Linked DNA regions of Mus musculus: region 1 is linked to region 2. Evidence: chromatin loops called from intact Hi-C (ENCODE). Cell type or tissue: left cerebral cortex. All regions are shown on one strand.

Region 1 (2,500 bases), 150 kb after region 2:
GGATACAGCAATAAAATGACTCCTAATAAAATTTTGCTATACCCATAGGCCATATCTTACTCAGACAGCACTCAAGAAGCTTCCCCTTCTAGTAGATGGGAGCTAATACAGAGACTCACAACTGGACAACACACTGAAAGCTAGAGACTTTGGAACACTCAGTAATAAATGGAACATCTTCATGAAAGCCCTCCCCTTCAGGGCTCATGGAGCGATACAGAAGAGGAAAGGGGGATGGATAACACCAAAGGAACACAGGATTGTTCCAGTCACAACAGGATTGATATGCATATGAATCTACAGAGACCCTGGCAACATAGGCCTGCATAGGTTCCAGCCTCAGGCTCCCGGGTCTTGAGAGAGAGATGTGGACAAGTGCTTCTATCCTTAACCAAGACGCTATCTCCAGGTGGCAACTGCATGCAAAGTAACGATAAATTTTCCCCGATGGAGTTCACTGGGTAGATAAACCACACTTAAGAATAGGCCCCAAAACAAGCAGTGGGTGGCCAGTATGAATGAAGTCAGTGGTATTTCTGTGGTTTTTTTAATGACTCATATTTCTTTGTTTGGACTCTTACATGTCACTTGCATGTATATTATATTTTCAGATTTTGTGTTTTTATGGGTTTAGTGTGTGCTTGTATGCTACGCTTCTACTATGTTTTTATTTCATTTTGTTTTCTGGAGTTTGTTTCTGTTTTGTTTTGTTTTGTTTTGTGTATTTGTTTGACTTTCTGCCTTGTTTGTTTTCTAAAAAGAGAAAAAAAATTATATAAGACTCTCTGGGAGGTATGGTGGGATACTCAGGTAAGGTGTTGCTCCTCCTCCACCTCCTCCACCTCCTCTTAGAAATGTCAACAGTCAACAAGCCCAGCTGGGATGATCTTTCAAAAGAAGACATATCCGAACTCCTGAAGATGACATCTCAAGACAAGAGTCCTGTACGCCAGCAAGAAATAAATCTTTTTTAAAAGCATCTCTTTCCTTTATTAACTGCAAAGATCGTTTACAGATTTTCCATGCAGATAAAATGACAGGTTGAGAGAGCCTTGGAAATTCTGATTTTCATCCTTCTTAATTCTCATTTGAATATTTGAATATTTGAAAGCATGTGTTTCATTGGACCGCTCTACTCATTGTTCTATCCTCTTGTCAGCAACAGACTAGCTTTTTCTGGTTAAAGACTTCGCCAGGCAGAATGCCCCTTCTGTTAGAAGTGAAGAGCACTGGGATGAAATCCCAATGTAAAAAGGATGCTGATTCAATCATAATAGATTTTTTAGGATTTCCAGAATCCAAAATTAGCCACATGATTTTATGACCACGATATAATCTGAGAACTGTGTGTGCTTTCACTGTGAATCAGTACTGTTAAATATAAGCACACATTCTACAAATGAGGAAAATGAACTAAACCTGGCAAGGGAGTCCCTGAAATCAATGAGATCCATTGTAATAACTCAAATTCAGCTCTGATGCCCCCATCAGTGCTTGCTGCTGCTGACAAGGAAACTCTTCACCCGGTTGAGCTTTCCCAATGCATTTTTGACATATCACTAAATATAACTAGAGCTGCCCAGGAACTTCCTTGGTATGTGGAAGTAACACCTCTTCTTCGGGAATTATAACTATGAAATCATCTTTCTGATGCTTCCTGGGCTTCTCATATTTCTGGTTAAGGAATATTTTAATTGACCAAAATCTAAAATAATAAATTCATTCTCTCTATATCTCTGTAATTCATGCATAGGATAGGTCTTATCCAACACTGGGCAGTGAACAGTATTAGAAGGCCTTCTGACTTCATTGGCTCTGTCATACCCATGTCTTAGCTGTCAGTAAACCCTCCAGGATCACAGCTGTGATCCACCTCTGATCCCCAGCATCCCCAAGGGAACTACTAAGTGGAATGATTTCAGAGTAACCAGAGCTCAATAGCATTTGAAGCAGTATATCAGGTTAAGTCCCCAAACATACCTTCAGCGGTTCCCTAGGGAGCGTGAAATTTGACTTTCTCTTTAAGACCACACTGACAGAAATAGGAAGGACCACAGACAGCAGCAGGCATTACATTCCCAGAACTGAGCTAGGCAGCCTTAGCAATCAAGCGGAATGGAAAATGAACAGTACTGCAGAGTTGGCCCCGTTTAATGATATTCCATGGTACTTGTCAAAAGACCAACAGGAAATTCTGACGGTGCCCGGGTGAGGCAAATTTGCTCTTCATTAGCCTGGGGGGAGTCAAACTGCATTGCCAGAAACTTGGAAGAAATTATGTTGGACAGACTCTGATACTAAAGTATGATTGATAACTGAAAGATCCTGTGTCATTCAGTCATTCTATTTGGAACAACTCAAGATATCAAATAGTAAAGCTTGTTTGCACAGCGCCTCTTCACTCACACTCTCAATGTGACTGTAAATTGCATCCATTGAAGACTACAAATGGCAAATTTAATTAGGTCCTGCAAAAGAGATAGAGGAGGTCTGACTCAGA
Region 2 (2,500 bases):
TAGTTCATCTTTGGGATTCAACTTTGGCCTTCCCCAGACTGTGTTCACTCTTCGTCGGGGAGTGAAATAGAGCAAAGCTCCTTAAAGACCACTCTAAAGCTGATGGCAAATACAAACCTCTTTCTTCCCCATAAGTTCTGGTCTCCCTAGTGACCTGGGTATTTTCCATGACTAATTGTTCTCCCTGTTCTAGAACTCCTCTTCAGAGAACACAACTGAAGAACAGCTGCTATGTTTCCAAGTGGTTTTCTAAAGTTGGATTTTAACTGCCTTAGCTCAAATGCTTCTTGTCTTTATAGTAATCCATCTAAAATGACTCCCAAGATTTCAACACTCTCCTCATGTTGATGAGAAAAGGGACCTCTGTTTCACAATCTCCCTTAAAGCAGCAGAGTTCTTTTTATCAACTAATAATTCTAAAACATCTATCACTAGACTTTAGGTATTCTGCATTTCTGCTGGAAACTTTCCAAACATTATTTTTCTTCTCAAAGATATATGTATAAAACACATCCTTTTCGGGGAGACAATTCAGGTAAAAAGTCTGAACTATAGAGTAGCATAAATGAAGAAAAAGATGACCCTAGAAAGAATATGCTTTCCCCTCATGGCATTCCCTCTGAAACAATGGCAAAGCAGTGCATAGTACAAATACAGCCACAGAGTGGCTCGGATCTAGAGCTCTTCTTCAAAAAGAAGGTAGAACAGAGACCTAACATTCGAAGTTTAAAAAAAGCAAAGGTTATCGAGATGTCTTCAAACATTTGCTTTGCTTCATTTTCACTCATCAATAATTCCGATTTCCAACTTTCCAGACTTAAAATTCTAGTTATTCCTGACCATATTCCACACTGCCTGGAATTCTGTCCTGAAGTCGGTACTTGTGCATCCTCCTGCCCTGCCAACCCGCTGCATTCTGACACCAGGGAGCAGAGCATGCTAAAGCTCTCTGCGCATTTAAGCCCAAATGTTCCTGCTTGGCTACACAGTTCTGCTCCCAGTCTTTGCAAATGCTGACTTTCCCCCTTCAATGTATATGTACAAACATATTCTACTCTGTGAGACATTAATTATAGTCTGACAGTAATAAACTATTTTAAATAGCTAAAATATTAGGTAATTAGCACAGTAAGAAGATAATTGAACAGATTAATAACGAATTAAGAGATTCTTGGGAAGGCATTTAAGATACATTGAAAATAAAGCCAAGAAAGAGATATATTCAACAAGGCAAAACTTGAGTTTTGAAACTTTTCCCGAGGGCAGAGAAGTGAATGTAGAAATTAGAGTATTGTGCTTCAACTGCTGTGATTGCTGAAACTGATTTACAAATGAAAGCACACAGGGAGAAGACGCACTTGAATTAGAGGAAAGCAAAGTGGATCAAAACAAGTAGGAAATCTTAGTGAAGACAAAACCAAGTGACCTGGGTGTGTCTACACAGTGCTCTACCTAGAGTCAGGCTCTGAGAGGCTGGCCAGGGCAGCCAGTCAAGTGCCAGTTACTGCTTGGGCCACACACATTCTGCCACTGGAGGGAGTCTGTTCACATTGTCTTTGATGTGACTTTCCCTCTAAAACTTCTTGGTCTTCTATGGAAATGAGATAGAGCTCCTACCAAGAGTAAGAATTGGATTAACACAGCTGATGGTTTTCTTGCTCTTGTGTGCTTCTTTTAGCTTTTATTCATTCATTTGGGTTCTTTGCTCCCTAATGAAAATGTACATTCCCCCTCGCAGTGGTATCTGAGGCAAAGAAATGAATACAGAGACATATGACCGAGAGCAGGGCAGCTGTTAGGAAAGAGCATGAAGGAGAATATTGTCAAGCCAGGGCAGAGGGGAGCTAAGGCAGACACTGGTTTAAAGAGTGTGCTCAGGTCATAAGGCACAAGGAAAGCATCAGCAGATGTCAACTGGAAGCCAAGAACAGCTTCTAGAACTAGGGTTGACAACAGTGTTACTGTTGGGATGCTACCAAGCAAAGGGTCTCAATACCACCACTGAGATTTTTTTTTCAATTTGCCCTTAAAATTCAGAATTTATGGTCGTCAATAATCTCTCATACAATGCTTTCCTAAACAGCACACAACTGAATTGCAAATACTGGCCAGAGAGAGAAAGAGACAAGGAGGGAGGAAGGGAGGAAGGGAGGGAGAGAGTGAGGGAGAGAGGGAGGGAGGGAGGGAGGGAGGGAGGGAGGGAGGGAGGGAGGGAGGGAGGGAGAGAGAGAGAGAGAGAGAGAGAGAGACTTTAAAAAGTACTGGGTTCAACTCAAGAGAGTATGTAGAAGATAACATTCCACTCCCAATAATGTTTCTCTATTTTGCAACAAGAATTATGGTCTATGCTACATAATACTTCATTTTACATTTCAAAATCCTATATGACATTACTATGCCTGTTTTGGACAAGAGTGCCTCTGGCTAAAACAGGTTAAGTAACTGGCCCACGGTTACAGGGCTAACAAGGACCAACAATCTAACCTGGCCATGTGATCTG

The links. A loop is a pair of places that touch in the nucleus more often than their neighbours do. Peaks named below come from ENCODE experiments on the same cell type or tissue, not always from the same donor. Only the 100,000 strongest peaks of a DNase experiment are listed, where the experiment ranks them.
Region 1: it touches region 2 in a loop (2.7-fold over the local background); 1 of 42 quality-filtered maps calls a loop at or near these places.

Annotation. Positions count from the first base shown.
Region 1 is chr10:70,745,626-70,748,125 of GRCm38, forward strand. No RefSeq gene overlaps it. Among named protein-coding and RNA genes, the nearest start is that of Gm33979, 6.6 kb to the left of the region's middle. In left cerebral cortex, no CTCF peak of the experiment used is centred here; a DNase peak (open chromatin) is centred at 1,330.
Region 2 is chr10:70,592,693-70,595,192 of GRCm38, forward strand. The region is part of intron 1 of Phyhipl (phytanoyl-CoA hydroxylase interacting protein-like); the gene reads right to left. Among named protein-coding and RNA genes, the nearest start is that of Phyhipl, 5.3 kb to the right of the region's middle. In left cerebral cortex, a CTCF peak has its summit at 1,518; a DNase peak (open chromatin) is centred at 1,526; H3K27ac peaks cover 532 bases.